Regions from separate parts of the Homo sapiens genome. Here region 1 is linked to region 2. The links are chromatin loops, found by intact Hi-C in ENCODE. Cell type or tissue: mammary epithelial cell. All regions are shown on one strand.

Region 1 (8,000 bases), 230 kb after region 2:
CTGTATCCCTGGGGTCGCATTCCAGTAGTTTCTCCGCATCACTAAAGATACTGGGGCTCTAGCATCCATTCCCACTTGGGCTCCTCCAACTGCGTAAGGCTCCCATGATACATCCCCCACCCTTCAAAAGATGCCTTGACTAAATCATGAAAAAAAGGAGACTTTTTAACCTTTCCATAAGTGAGATGGCCAGGCTGGGGTGCCAGAGAGGCCCTGCAAGTCCAGGAGGCCACTGTCCCCATCTGAAATGGCCAGGCTGGGGGTGCCAGGGAGGCCTTGCAAGTCCAGGAGGCCACTGTCCCCGTCTGAAATGACAAGGCTGGGGGTGCCAGAGAGGCCCTGCAAGTCCAGGAGGCCACTGTCCCCATCTGAAATGGCCAGGCTGGGGGTGCCAGGGAGGCCCTGCAAGTCCAGGAGCCACTGTCCCCTATCACTGCGCATCACCCTGCCTTTCCACATAGGTCTGGGGGCTCTGCACCTTTGTCTCCATGACTCTTGGGGTTTCCCAGTGATGGTTCTGAGATTTCTGAATGCCAGCTTGAGACAGCAAAGGCCCCAGTCATGCCAAGCTATGTGTGAGTCCCACTTTCTGTTTTTGAGACTGAGTCTCACTCTGTCGCCCAGCCTGGAGTGCAGTGGTATGATCTCGACTCACTGCAACCTGCACCTCCTGGGTTCAAGCGATTCTTCTACCTCAGCCTCCCGAGTGACTGGGACTACAGGCACACGCCACCACGTGCCACGTTTTTAATGTACCTTTAGTACATTAAAAATTTTTAAAGTACTAAAATTTTTTTTTGTATTTTTAGTACAGACGGGGTTTTACCATGTTGGCCAGGCTGGTCTTGAACTCCTGACCTCAAGTGATCCACCCACCTCAGCCTCCCAAAGTGCCGGGATGACAGGTGTGAGCACCCGCGCCCGGCCTTGAGTCCCACTTCTGAGACTGTAGATGGAGAAACATGGCGTGGTGCCGTAAAGAACGGGAAGTGATGGGGAGATCTTGTTTCGGTGGATCTTCTTCTGTCTTTTTTCCTTTTGAAAAGTGTGTGTAGTTCAGGACTGAGAACATAAGCTTTCGAGCACTGCTTATTGCTCAGGCAGTGGGAATAGTTTATTATGAATACTTTGCTAGTGTCTGTTTTAAAGCTTGCTGTCAAATCGCTTTGGAATGACTTTCAAGTCTAGTGAGAGCTGTGCCACACCCTGAAACATCTGGGGATTCCGTGGTCCCAGGTATAAGTGGGACACCGATTTCAGTGGGCACGTCTGCGTTGCGGTCACAGACTGGCTCCCTAGTACCCTAGTGTGTTTTGTAAACGCAGATGCTGCGGAGGAGGTGAGTAGGTGGCGCCCCACAGACCCATCCCCAAGAAGAGCGAGAGCCACCCAGGGGCCTGGCATTTCTGGCGGTCGGCAGTGTGATGCGCACACCAAGCGCAGTCCATGCCAGGAGCTCAGGGCATATGCATAGCAGGTGTTCCCTGGTGACATTTTGATAGGCTGGATTGACAACTAAATGCAGATTGTTCCGCTGCTACAGTTAGGCGGCGTCCTGGTTACCTTCGCTGCTGCGTTTGTGCTGTGACTGTTGAATGCTTCTCCTGCTCCTGGCTGCCCCTCACAGATGTGGGAAGTCCTATTAGAAACCACACTGTGTGGGATTTTCCCAGCAGCCCCACTTGGGGTGATTTAATTCATTCTGAAAATACCTACGGTAGCCCCAAAACGTCCTTGGGCATTGTTTTAATTTTTCTTAAAGAGAAGCAGTGGCAAATGGTTCTTAAAAACATAATTAGATGAATACTAAACTTTTCCTCATTTCAGAATCTGAGAGAGGCCGAGTGGAGTTCGGTCCTTCTCTGAACACTTTTAGCTGAGAGTACCAGCATCCAACTGGGAGCGTTGTCATTGCATTTCCACATTCCCAGGAAAGCCCAGGTAGGTGCAGTTGGATCACCTTCCTGTCAATCCGTCTGACTTCTGTTTCACAAACCTGGAATTTCAATCAAGCTTAAAACAACAGTTATTACTTTATGGTGTAGGGTCGCTTTTCTTGGCATAGCTAGAAAAATGTAAAATGATGGTAAATAGAAGAAAAATAATTAAACCAGAGCACATAACTGGGAAGCCGCCTCTGTGGGCTACTTTGATGAGGACATAGGGATCACAGTGTGAATGAGGTTTTCTGCTGAAAAACAGCCAGTGTAAGCTGATCGTAGAACTTGGTGCTCCTGGGGTGGGGGGTCCATTCCTTTTTATGATCTGGAAAACTATTGGCTCGAGGATATTAGCTTGCATATGAGTAAGACCCACTTTCTTTTCTTGCCCAAGTTTGCACAGCTTATTACAGTTGGGCGATGTTTTTGGGCAGACAGCTCTCTTCTCTTCTGGGAGGTGCCGGAGCAGAGCTGCCTAACGCAGTGATGGAATTGTGTGGTGCAGGCTTCATCTGCGTCCGCACGGGGGCAGGTTTCGGTTGTTACCAGGCAGGTCTTTAATGAGGTGGACCGCTAATCTCTCTGCTGAGACCTGCCCTGACGGCGATGTTTCTAAACTAAAGGGGCGTTGGAGGAGTGCCTGTGTTGGACTGTAGGTCCCTTGTGGGAACAGGAAGATGTGGTGTGAACTGTCTTGTGTTGTTCTTCAGTAATCGATTGGGTCATCATTTGATTAAAGTAGTGAAGTGGTTTTCTTGGGATTCCTACAAAGCCGTCTCTGAGTTTTGCAAATCTGGAGCTGCTGGTGCAAGTCCTGCCCGCTCCCCACTGTGATGGGGTGGCCTCTGGCGTGGAAGTGTGTCCCGTGGGCATGGTCACCAGCGCTCATCGGCGGAGGCTGGAAACACGCTTCTGTGGCAGAAACACTTTGAAAAAAAGGTAGATGCTGGAAGAATATACAAAATGTCATATTAATTTAAAAGGTAACCGGATGTGGGAAGGGTGGGAGCCAGGGCCCGCACGCTTGATATCCGGGCTTGGGCAAGATCATCCCCACAGAGTCACAGGAGGAGGGCGGAGCGGTTTCCCCACATACCACACGCCTGCAGGGCTGGACGCCGCACCCTTCCCATCCAGGTGAGGCTGCCCAGGGTTTCTCGCCTGCTAGCTGGTCCGGCCCATGGCGGGCACTCGGGGGATACCTGTTGACCATCTGATGAGACCTGGGCCCCTCGCCTGTTGGCGACAAGCCTCAAGCTGGTTCCCGTGCGGTCCCTGCATATTTTCGGTACTGCTGAATCTTGGATGGAGACCTGAAGAGGAAGGGATCTTGAATTTGTCAAGCGCCCACTGTGTGCCAGGCGCCCATTTTAAGCACCCGATGTATGTTTTCTGATTTTACGTTTGGATGGCAAGATTGCAAAACGTTTGTGTCCTATAAATGAATTTCTGACAATTGCAGAAGTTATAGGTGACAAATGACTCCTTCCACCCCCAAATTTCCTCTAAAGGCCACATTAAATAGGGTGATCCAGGGCTTCTCAAGTGGTGTAGCCCAACAGGTTGGTCCCAGGTGTGTGGAGACGCTGGTCCCCTGGGCCCTCTTGGTCAGGGAGGCAGCAGAGGGTGGGGAAGTGGCATGTGCCACAGGGCTCGGAGGAAGCCAACATGTTTTTCACAGTGCCTGTTGCGGCCATGGTGATCGGTGTTCTGTTAGACGAGACACTGGCCTCACCATTACATGGTCAGTGTGCAGTGATGACGGAGTGTCCAGGAGGAGCTTGGTTTAGGCAGATAAGTCAGCCCCGTTCAGTATGTTGTTATTTTTATTTATTTATTTATTTTTTGAGATGGAGTCAGGCTCTGTCGCCCAGGTTGGAGTGCAGTGGCATGATCTCAGCTCACTGCAACCTCCGGCTCCCGGGTTCAAGCGATTGTCCTGCCTCAGCCTCCCAAGTAGCTGGGATTACAGGCATGCGCCACCACGCCCGGCTAATTTTTTTTTGTAGTTTTAGTAGAGATGAGGTTTCACCGTGTTGGCCAGGCTGGTCTCCCTGACCTCAATTGATCCACTTGCCTCGGGTTCCTAAAGTCCTGGGATTACAGGCGTGAGCCACCGTGGCGGGCAGTATGTTGTTTAAAAAGGCCCTTCTATTACTTCTGGAAAAACAAAGGGTTAAGTAATTACCCGCCATGAACAAGCGAGGCGATCATGTGGCATGGCTTCTCCGGTTTGGGAGTTTTGATTCTTATTTTCACTGTAGCTTTTTGCAAGTGATCTCTCTCTCGGGGTGTGCTCTGACATGACTTGCACAATTCCAGAACCTCTCTAGCCCTGAACAGAAGCAGAGTAGAGCTGTCTACTTGTCTTTCATGAGCAACTGGGCTCGTTGAAAAAGGGAGGAAAACAGGATCGATCAGCCACCTTCCTCCCAGTTTTTTTACTGGTCAGTGGCCGACTTGCCAGCTGCTCAGGATGGTGTGGCCTCTTGCTTTGTGTTGATTTGGGGTCTTAGAGGTTCATAGGTGATGGCCACAGTGGTCGCTTTTGTAGCCCCGGATGTTACTTTGTATTTAGATTGTACCCCTTTTATTGGAAGGTCAAGGAATGTTCTGACAACTCCAGAATGCTCATTCCAGGCACCAGAGAGCGGGGGCCTGGAAGGTGGTAACAGGGAGGCAGGAAGACAGGGAATGGGCTCACAGCCTTGTCGAGGGATGTGGCTCACAGCTTTGACCCTCAGCGTCCTCGTCTGTGAAATGAGGGTGGCATCGCAGAGACGGAGGAGGGCCCTGGACGGTGAGTGCAGGCAGAGGTGCCTCCTGTGCTCTGTGCCAGGATGAGGATTTATGATTGCTAACAGCACTAGGAGTCATCGGAGTTCCGCATGTTTCAACCTTCGGGTGAGTGTCGCCCCTTGCTGTGTTTGGTAGGCACATTCCAACAGAACGAGTCCTGGTCCAGAAATGCAGTGCGGTGTTTTCTGGGCATTCTTCCCATTTGTTAGTGGAAGCATTCCTTGGCGTATGTTGATAGTGGTTAAAAGACTGCATTCTAGTGCAGTGGACATGATTCATTATTTGGGACTGGTGAGACAGACCTGCCCGATGCCAAGGAGGCTGCCTACGTAAAGACCCCACCCGGCGTTTCCTTATCATCAGTATGTTCCTTCTTGTGCCTGCCGGATCGCCTGTTCTTAGCCTGCCTGCCACCGTCTAACCTCGTCTCCGGGGGCCTGCAGTTGGCCCTGAATCCTCCCGCGTTGTGATGGGATACCCACTGTGCTCCAGGAGCAGTGCCTGGTGTAGCGTGAGGCTTCCGGTTCTACCTCCTGCCCTGCCACTTCCTGAAGCCCCGCATCAGGTCCAGGGGAGGCTGGGCCACTCTGACTCGGGCTGTGGAGCTGCTGGACATTTAAAGGCTTGGTGTTGAGAAGTGTTGCTGTTGGCATCATGGCAGACAGTGCTGGAATACATTCCGAGGGAGGCGACGCGGTGCCCGATGGGGTGCACACGGCCGCCACGTCCTGAATGGCACAAATCCTGGGCTGAGCTCAGGGCCAGCTTGGCACGCGAGGCCTCCCTGGCCGGCAGTGGAGGGCCAGAGTTTTCTCCCACGAAGGAAGCTAGGACGGCTGTCCTCAGAGAGCTTGGGTGCCTGTGGGAGGGCTCAATGATGTTGAGTGGATGGTGGCCACGGGTCAGGGCTGTCACCGGCCCAGGATTTCCCGAGCTGGCACTGGGTCCAGTGTGCCTCCAGCAGTGACCGTGCATGGAGGAGAAGCCGAAGCTCGGGGCAGGGAGAGAGCGCCCTATGCACAGGAGAGGGGCAGCAGGTGGGCCCGGCGCCCCGTTACTGCTGCAGCGTCTGGCTCTGTGCGAAGCTGGTAATCCAGGCACATGGGCACGAGTGTTGCTGGTAGATTGTTGGAAGTGGACATGCGTGTTTGCCTCCAGGTAGGGTATTTGAATGAGTGCTTTTATGTAGGTTAAGAGATCACACACATGTGCTCTCTCAGACACACACACACACCCTCGGGCACACTAGCACATGCTCACACATGACACTCAGTCTCTCTCATGTTCACCCAGCTGCTTCCACACTCACTGTCACACACTCTAACCTTTACACACAGGCACGCACACACACGACGGTGAGGCCTGGCATTGCCTACAGGCATGCACACACACAACGGTGAGGCACGCACACGCACGACGGTGAGGCACGCACACGCACGACGGTGAGGCACGCACACGAGGCACACACACGCACGACGGTGAGGCCTGGCATTGCCTACAGGCATGCACACGCACGACGGTGAGGCACGCACACACGACGGTGAGGCACGCACACACGACGGTGAGGCACGCACACGCACGACGGTGAGGCATGCACACGCACGACGGTGAGGCCTGGCGTTGCCCACAGTGCATGCCCCGTCCTGAGGGTCCCGAGCACTACTCCTGTGCCCTTGGTCCTCTCAGGGACGGGATTCCCTTCGTACCTGTCTAGAAAATGCCCCCCGAAACATCTGTGTTGGGAGGGAGAGCGAGCCTTGTGCAGGATGCTTGCTTGGGAGAGAAGCGCAAGAGTATTTGAAAATAGGAACCTTTTAACTCCACCCCACTGACGTTTTCTTTTTCATAATTTTCCTTGCAAAGCACCTTTTTGTGAGGACTTGGGCCCGTCAGGAATTGGAGCTCCATGCACTGCGGGTCCACAGTGCTGTCTGTAGGGTTTTGGAAACTGCAACTTTAAGTGAAAGGACGTAAAATGAAACTCATGTTTCCTTTCCACATCAGCTTTAAAACAAAAAGACTTTATCAAGGATTTCTGTTTGTCATTTCGCATCAAGTTACAGTTTCCAAGAAGCTATAGATGATGTTAACTGAGGACCTACCGTGGCACTTATTAGCTAAGTAAATGATGGCATTGAAGTGTCAGGAGAAAAATGGCCCTCTGCGTATTTAAAACCATGGTGCGCCTGATGTGTGAGGCAAACGTATCCAGCCGAGGTGGATATCATTGCAAATAAGTAGCTGCAAAGTACATTGGGCCTTGAAGGTGAGAAGAAGCTTATCTCTGCAGAAGTAAAAGAGTATTTTCCATTTGTGTCCTAGTGAGCTGTCTTTCAGAGAGTGGCATGGAAAGGAATTTTCCTGCTAGATTCCAAGACTGGATCGACATGTTCTTACAAAGGGAACCTCCTTGGGTTTAAAAAAATGTTGATTATTTCTGGCACCCTTCTGTCCCTGAGACCCAAGTCAGTGGTGGGAGTTGCCCCCATATCACTCTTTTTTATTTTTATTTTGAGACAGGATGTGAGTCAGTCACCTAGGATGGAGTGCAGTGGCATGATCATGGCTCACTGCAGCCTCGACCTCCCCGGCGTCAGGGATCTTCCCGCCTCAGCCTCTTGAGTAGCTGGGACCACAGGCATGCGCTGCCACGCTCGGCTAATTTGTATTTTTTAATCTTTATATAGAGATGGGATCTTGTTATTTTTGCCCAGGCTGGTCTTGAACTCCTGGGCTCAGGTGATCCTTCCGCCTCAGCCTCCCAAAGAGCTGGCATTACAGACGCCGCCCACATCCCTCTTTAAAGCATGATTTTGCATTTGGATTTAGTTTTGGAAGATTTCTTATTTAGTTAACGTAGTTTCCCTTAAGGGATTTAAGAACTAGTTTGAGATAACTGCCCTTCTCAAAGAAAACAAATATGGCTCTGCTTATCAAAAGTGGAGATATGTTCAGTTTAAGAAGGAGAGAAAGCTTAAAATTGTTTATAAATCCTGAAGCTCCTTGTTGAGAACTTTCCAGAAAGGAATCTTACATGCAAGGAGCATTTGTAGATCATTTTCTTTGCCACATACATGTGGTGTAATAAACATATACCTACACACGCTTAAAAGGGAATGTCTTTTTGTTCACTGCGTGTTGTCTTACTGGCAGGCTGCATAACCCTTCTCCTGTGCTGTCAGCTTAATTTAGCCTGATGACAAATCTGAAGCCTGTGGTCTTCCCTTTCTGTGGCTTCCACTGTTGCAGATAAAACAGGTG
Region 2 (8,000 bases):
CTTCACCCGGTGCAAATAATCCCACAAATCCGTGTCTCGCTGGAATGTGTGATGGGCACCATGAAGGAAAAGCCAAGGATGCTATAGAAGAGTAGGACAAGGGCACCCAGGTCCAACTGGGTGAGGGGAGCCAGGGAGGCCGCCCTGAGTCAGGAGCACCCCAGACATCACACTCTACCTGCCCATCCTTTCTTACTAGAGGTAACATCTGGTTCACTTGACGGCTGTCATCAAACAGGTGAAGTTTCCCCTGGAGTTAAACCTGCAGATCAGAGCACGGCCCAGGTGTAACTGGAGTGGAGGCAGCCAATGATTAAAGACAGAAATGAGAGACGAGATATTCCGTTTGCGTTGTTCATGTATTCCAACACCTCGTACAACGGGCTGATCACAGAGAGCGCTGTTGACATTCGGGACAAACAGTGTCACAGGCTGTGTTTTACTTGCTCTGAATAGAAATTCACTCATGGAAGAAAAACCTACTAAGGCCAACTTACATGAGCGGAGTGTCCTTGCGGTGCCTGAGCTGTGCTCAACTGAAGGTGTCCACGACATACTGAAGGAGCTCTTGTTGGTTTCTAAGGAAATGGAATTCAGAGCACCCATCTTCCATCCCTTTGTTTTATTTTCTGCTTTTTCCAACCTCTGTTTCCACCAAGCTTCGAGTTATCCAGTGTGGATATTCCAGGTAGCGGCAGCAGGTGGTGCTTTATGTGAATGAGCAGCTTTATCCAGCGTTTGTGTCTGATGCATCCGAAGCTGCAGTTAAGTCATCGTTTCCATCTGCATTCAGAGAGCATCCCATCAGGGTGGTGGTTGGGTAATTCCAACTTCTACCTTGAGAACTCCTGCTTAGCAGCTAGTTTTTGGAAGAGATTTGAGAGTCATTTTAACACAACCTTTCAAAATATTCCACTTTAAAGGTAGATTTTGTGGCACTAAACATGAATCAGCACTTTTGCATAATGACAGGATAAAAGTATGACTTCTGCAAGAAACACAAAACATTGACTTCCAGATTTAGCTGTTTATAACAAAACAGGCTCTCTTTGCTGTATGTCTTAGCTCCACTGCCGTTTCCACTTCTTCACAGGTGCCCATGTTCAATCCAGATTTCCTGAATTAGGTATTAGCACATTGCTAGATGCCCTCGGGTACAACATGCAGATCAGTGAAATAACACAGGGATTCCTAGATAGAACACGTTTCCTTTTCATGCGTGTTACTGCGAAGTGTGTTCTGGTTGAGATACATTTGGAATGCAATTCATCTCATTAGCATAAATCATAGCAGTTTTCGTTTCCTCAACTAGGTCTTTGTGCAATGTGAGCAAATGTGAAAATGACACGTGCACCTTAAAAAGTCTTTCAAAGATGAGCCCTTGGGGAGTGGCTTCACGTGGGGAGGAGGCGACCTGGAGAGGGTGGGCAGGAAGGCATTATTCAGCGTGTCAGTGGCGAGGGCTAATCTCCACACTGGGAAAACCACGAGGAGAGAGGGTTGGGTGGTGAGGAGCTCCGGAGTGCACGCACACACATGAATGGACAAGGCACCCAGGGAAGGGAACTATACCCTTGCTCATCATACCAGCCTGGGGCCCCAGCTGTCTCTGCTCACAGGGGCTAAGAGGTGGAACGGAGAGAAAGGAAGCAGACAGACAGGGACAGGAGCCTCAAGAAACCTTGACACCTTTGATTCCCAAATACGCCAGCCTCTCTCATTCACCCTCCGACCCACAGGCTTCACTCTCAGTCTCTTTTGGGAATTGTATTCCTCCCAGACATTGACCCCCTCCCTGAATATGGCTTCCCCTGGGCTTTGACAGGACCTTGCTGAATCTTTATGAAATGTCGGGTTTTCCATGCCATCCCTGCTGCAGGTGGACGGGTGCGGGGAGGTGGGGAGGAGTGGGGGCTCAGCAGCACCCCCGGCTGCTTCTGCTCCTCCTGCTGCCATGAGTGCAGCAGACACACTAGGAGGATGGCATTCTGGTTTTGGGGTGAGGGGAAGGCAGACAGACATTTCTATTCCCTGCTCTCTGTGAATGCAAACACAACACTGCATGGTTTTGCTCTCAGACCTCTAGGAGCTCAGGGAGCAGAATCCCCTCAGTAATGCCCCTTAAAACAGGGACTCAAGTAGATTATTCTCCCGGGGCTGCGGGACACTCCCACTCTTCACTTGACAAGAACACCAGCATTGGGCTGTGCCATGTGAGTCTTCCCTGAGAAATGTGCTGGACAGCTGGGGTCCTCACTTCCAGTCCAGTCCTTTTTCACGCCCATCAGCTCCTTCCTGCTTTGTTCAGCCATGGCTGCCCCAATTGAGTGCAGTGGCAGGCAGTATTTTCCTCCTGGGAATTGGCCAGTTCCCTTCTTAGGTAGCTGGTCTCTGGCACCTTCTAACCACTGAAAAGTCAGGAACGAAAGAGTTTCCGGACCTTGGTCATTTAGATAATGGTATGCTGTGCCCTCGGACAGGTCAGGGTACTGCTCATGATAAATCCCACCATGCTCACCCTGTCACCTGCTGGGCTGCTTTTTTTTGAGACAGGGTCTTGCTCTGTTGCCCAGGCTAGAGTGCAGTGGCATGATCTTGGCTCACTGCAGCCTCAATCTCCCGGGCTCAGGTGATCCTCCCACCTTAGCCTCCCAAGCAGCTGAGACTACAGGCACACATCCCCACACCTGGCTAATTTTTGTATTTTTTATAGAGACGGTGTTTTGCTATATTGCCCAGGCTCAGGTCTTCCGCCCCCCATGGCCTCCCAAAGTGCTGGGATTACAGGCGTGAGCCACCGCGCCCGGCCTGTTGGGCCGTTTGTGTAATGCCATCCGTGCCTCCTCCTGTGTGTCATGCGGGAACACCAATCATATTTTCTGATTGTATCTCTGAGCAGACATGGCATCAATGGCCAATAAAATAGGGCCTCCTGGAGACAGCCCCGGAGAGCTGTGCGAAGACAGCCAGCCACGCACCACGGTGGATGGAAGCTAATTAAAAATGACTTATTAAACACTGCAGACACCACAGCCCAAGGCTGCAGATGAACAAACACTCATGTTTCAACACTGGCTTTTCACAGGGAAGGCAGCCATGCTGTCGTTCTGGTAAGTCATTATTTACCTCCTGAAACTCACCAAAGGGTCTTCAGTCCTCCCCCAGGCCCCACCCCCTGCCCCTTCTGTGTGCCTGTTACAAACCCTGATATTGAAGTCATTCTGCTTCCCTTAAACTGAGGTGTTTAGAAAGGCAACAGATTGTACAATTTGATGTCAAGGACTTATTCTCAGAAAAATGACTCATCTTTATTTAAAGGGTCTATTCAAGTGAGAAATGAATCATTCTCACCTGATGGCCCTCACTGGGTGGGAGAGGGGGCGGAGGTTCCGGGAGAACCAAGTCTCTGGGCACTCTTTGCTGACTCTCCAGCTTAGAATCTCAAGCTTTGGGGCCTGAAAGGAAAGCTGTTTTTTAAGGCATTCGACCTAAACCAAGTTTTAAAAGTATCTTTAAGTATTTCCTTTTTTTTTTTTTTTTTTAGGATAATGAAACCATAGTTGCAACACCCAGAGCTTGGGCTTAGAAGCAACTTTGACAGGATCTGTAGCTGTGAAATTTGCATCCCTGTAACACAGTAACTTATCATGACAAAGATCTGTTGACGTCAATTCCTTTATTACTCTTATTTGTAGGCCAAGGGAGGGACCCAGGGCCCTGATATTGTTGCCTTGGTGCTGTAAGGATTGGATCTGGGTCACTCTGACCTACAAAATTGATACATGGCCCTGGAATAACCTGCACATTTTGAAGAGGAAGAAACAAAACAATCGGTTACTAAAGGCTTGGCTGACTCCAGATCGTGCAATTTCACGGGCTCCCAGGAGATGGCAGCCACTTTTTGGAAAACAGTCTTTAAAGGTACACAGAGCAACAGCGTGCTCACCCCTGGGGCCAGCCGTGGAAAAGTAGGAAGGGCCGGGTGCAGTGGCTCACGCGTGGAATCCCAGCACTTTGGGAGGCTGGGGCAGGAGGATCGCCTGAGGCCAGGCGTTTGAGACCAGCCTTGGTAATAGAGCAAGACCCTGTCTCTACAAAAAAATACAATTAACCGGCTGCGGCGGTGTGCGCCTGTGGTCCCAGCTACTGGAAGGCTGAGGTGGGAAGATCACTCGAGGCTCCAGCCTGGGTGCAGAGCAACACCCTCTCTCAAAAAAAAAAATAAATGAAAGAAAGAAAGAAAAAGAAAAAAGAAAAGTAGGAAGAAGGCAACACTTTGATTAATCTTCGTCTTTTTTTTTTGACAACAGAGCATTGCTGGGTGACCGGTCGAGGGGCAGGACATGCAGGATGATAGTCGCCTGCTGAAAAGGCACTTCTGACAGGCCAGGGTGCAGCACAGAGTCTGCCCAGAGAACCACGTGTGAGTCCTTAAAATGGTCATAAATATGTGTAGGGATCATCACCTTATTTTTAGGGATTGCATCCATCTTAGGGGACCATCTGAACTCTGGAGATCATAGCCAATGCTTGCTTGACATCCCAAAAGCAAAACAAAACCCAGCAACCCCAAGGACCAGATTCCAAAACTAAAAGCAAAAGGACAACAGCGGGATGGCTGAGAGGCCTGTGCAGCACTGGTGGCCACACCTGCGGGGGCAGAGGGAAGGAAGGGCCACACATTCCCCAGCACCTTGAGCCTGGGTGCCGGCGGGCAGTGTGGATGAGGACTGTGTCCCTGGAGTGGTCCCCATTCACAGGCAGAGAAACCAAGCCTCACGCAGTTTGTCTGTTGCGGGTGGTGGGGGTGAGTGGAGCTGGGTAGGGACCCCCCTGGCTCTTGGACACCAGCCCTCTGACAGGTGCTCCAAGCACCTCCACCAGTCTGCATGGGGACTCCCAGAGAGCAAGGGCACGGCTGTGCCCGTTTCTCCTTAAAGGTGATGCAGGTGTGCTCTTCTTCGCTGGCAAGAAAGCTCCATTTTGCTGTTTGCTGTCTCGGCACAAACATTTTCAAAATGGGATTGAAATCTCATTTTCTCCAGTTTTATTTTAAATACAGAAAATGACCCCATGATGAATTTCAAAGCCATAGTTGGGCTTGTCGGGCTCTCAGACTCATACAGGGGGTCTAACCCTGGAAAACCAAGTGTGCGCCACCTTTTGCAACTCTCCCACAGGGGCCTGGAGCCACTCCCTTCCTGGGAACGCTGATGCCTGGAAGGTCAAAGGCAGCGCAGTCAGGCGATCTCAGCGTGGTGCTTTGTGGATACAGATCTGGAGAGGGGATATGGGGACTTGAGTGATGGGGGTGGGGTCTGTAAATGCAGGGCTAAGGGATGTGTTCATTTATTCCAAACTGATGGGATGTCCTGGCAGAAAACCACAAACTCATAGAAAAAGAAAAGCTGGCCGGGTGCGGTGGCTCACGCCTGTAATCCCAGCACTTTGGGAGGCCGAGGCAGGCGGATCATGAGGTCAGGAGATTGAGACCATCCTGACTAGCACAGTGAAATCCCGTCTCTACTAAAAATACACACACACGAAAAAAATTAGCTGGGCATGGTGGTGGGCACCTGTAGTCCCAGCTACTCGGGAGGCTGAGGCAGAAGAACTGCTTGAACCCGGGAGGCAGAGGTTGCAGTGAGCCAAGATTGTGCCACTGCACTCCAGCCTGGGCGACAGAGCGATACTCCATCTCAAAATAAATAAATAAATAAATAAATAATAAAAAAGAAAAAGAAAAGCCTACCAGTTTGGCACACTTTCATGATTTGCTCACCTGTAGATTATTTTTAAAAGGACGACACCGGGAGGAATGATGAATACAGGACTCTGCCAATCACTGCTGAGTTGATGCAGCACAAATGCCTTGTCTTGATGTAAGTGGTTCAACAACATGCTGGGACTTGGCACTGATGGGGTCAAGGCTTTCTATGAATTAATACGCAGATGTGTAGCCTCCTCTCCCTCCTAACCTCTGTAAGGTGAGTTGCTGGGCTGTGAATGACAACACAGCCAAGTGCAGAGAGAAGGGGAGCTTGGAGGATCCACACATTCAGGGCCCCTCTTGAACCACTAGAAACATTTGAAGCTTCATTTAAAGCACTCCTTATCTATCTCCCAGGTGTTAGGAAGAGTGATGTCCAACCTTGGCAGCTGCTGTGTTCCCAGGAGTAAAACAGAGATTCTCGGCATCATCCTCAAAAGGACCCGTGGAGATCGCTGCACGGAGTCAATCACCTGACAAGTGCACCAAGAATGCCCTGTGCCTGGAACTGGCTGCCGTGGAACCCACAGACGCGCAGCATGGGGGATCTGCCAGGAGGAGCCGTGCGGCTGCCCAGCTCATCCCCACCCTCCAAGAGCCCACAGACGCGCAGCATGGGGGCCCTGCCAGGAGGAGCCGTGGGGCTGCCCAGCTCATCCCCACCCTCCAAGAGCCCACGTGCCTCTGCGCATCAGCCACAGTCTGAGCTGGGCACAGAATCGACTCGTGGCCTCTTCAGTTTCCTCAGTGGCTCTTTCTCGACCCCGCTTCTTAGAGCCAGGGTGGCAACTGAGAGCAATGGCGAAACAGGTGAAAATGGGGAGAAAGGGCAGCCAGCGCTGAGATCCACACCCACTGGGAGCCTCCCCTGCTCTCCAGGTCCTGATAATTCAGATGACAAAGCACTCAGCCAGTCAGCTCTAATCCTGTAGCTGCACTGACTCTCTGTTTGTGACTTTAAAATGAAAGCGATCCTGTGTGTATTGATAACACCAGTGAGCCACTTTCAGATTCTGAATCAAAATTGTCAGCTGTTTCTCATCAGACTGTCGATGGCACCTGCCGGTGATGACACTGGTCAGGGGGCAGCCGCAACCTGGGTGAGAACAAGCTCCTGGGGGATCCTCACGTGCAGCCCGGGATGGGGACCACTACCATATGGGAAAACAAAGCTCGATTAGTGCATATTCGACTTTACTTACATTTTGATTTATTGTATTTATAATTATAGAGACAGTTATCTGCTCCTTGGGAAGTAGATTGAAGGAGAGAGAAGTAGAAAAATAGTTACGCACAATCTCATTACCCAGATATGCCCACTGTTGATATTTTGTCATATTTCCTCCTGTGTTTTTATTACTGGTTTTTTTTAAAGCATAATTGAAATCATACAGTATATATGATTTCGGAAACTTGAAAAAATTTAACAACATAAAAATTTCCTCATGCATTAAACAATTTTGTAAACACAAAATGTAAACACCATTTTAAATAGCTGCATAAAACTGAAATATAGGCATGGACCACACTTTGAATTTTTTCCTCTTAAATTATGATGTTAATAATATTAATATTGGCTCCTTCTTACTGAGCCCTTGCTAATTGTAGACACTGTGTTTAAGCACCATACATAAATTATCTGGTTTTAGCTCTCAAATCAATGCTATGCAGTAGATACTGTTATTTTTCCAACGTTATAAATGAGGAAACCAGGGCTCACTAGGGGCTCCTTTTCCTGATTAAGGTGCCAGGGCAAAGGACCTGCACCGTGATCTATGTGAAAAGCCACTGGATTTTTCTCAGTATGTCTCCTTGGTCAAACGGAAACACTGAGGCCTCTCGCGACTATCCTTGAGAATTGTGAGAATTAAAAACGAGGCCGGGTGCGGTGGCTCAGGCCTGTAATCCCAGCACTTTGGGAGGCCAAGACAGGCAGATCGCTTGAGTCCAGGAGTTCAAGACCAGCCTGGGAAACATGATGAAACCCCATCTCTACTAAAAATAGAAAAAGAAAAATTAGTCGGGAGTGCTGGTGCCCGCCTGTAGTCCTAGCTACTTGGGAGGCTGAGGTGGGAGGATCGCTTGAGCCTAGGAGGTTGAGGCTGCAGTGAGCCAAGATCTAGACAGGGCACTCCAGCCTGGGCGACAGAAGGAGATCCTGTCTCAAAAAAATGGGCTGGAGCTGGGTGCAGTGGCTCAAGCCTGTAATCCCAATACTTTGGGAGGCTGA

Evidence for each region. Hi-C counts contacts between places; a loop is a spot of excess contacts. Peaks named below come from ENCODE experiments on the same cell type or tissue, not always from the same donor. Only the 100,000 strongest peaks of a DNase experiment are listed, where the experiment ranks them.
Region 1: a loop joins it to region 2, with 7 times the contacts of the local background. A loop is called at or near these places in 3 of 110 quality-filtered maps.

What each region holds. Positions count from the first base shown.
Region 1 is chr18:76,456,969-76,464,968 of GRCh38, reverse strand. It overlaps ZNF516 (zinc finger protein 516), which reads left to right. Exons shown (of 7, transcript NM_014643.4): 2 at 1,828-1,941. Among named protein-coding and RNA genes, the nearest start is that of ZNF516-AS1, 31 kb to the left of the region's middle. RefSeq lists enhancers at 4,269-4,866, 4,867-5,464, 6,877-7,376, 7,377-7,878. In mammary epithelial cell, a CTCF peak has its summit at 4,852; a DNase peak (open chromatin) is centred at 4,918; H3K4me3 peaks cover 168 bases; H3K27ac peaks cover 1,458 bases.
Region 2 is chr18:76,682,790-76,690,789 of GRCh38, reverse strand. LINC01879 (long intergenic non-protein coding RNA 1879) reads right to left here and starts at 761. Exons shown (of 2, transcript NR_122073.1): 1 at 1-761. It overlaps LOC105372212 (a long non-coding RNA gene), which reads left to right and starts at 3,367. Exons shown (of 3, transcript XR_935657.4): 1 at 3,367-3,921; 2 at 4,311-4,423; 3 at 6,128-7,244. RefSeq lists enhancers at 2,378-3,354, 3,366-4,322. In mammary epithelial cell, CTCF peaks have their summits at 680 and 3,889 (motif pointing right); DNase peaks (open chromatin) are centred at 3,359 and 3,749; H3K27ac peaks cover 1,344 bases.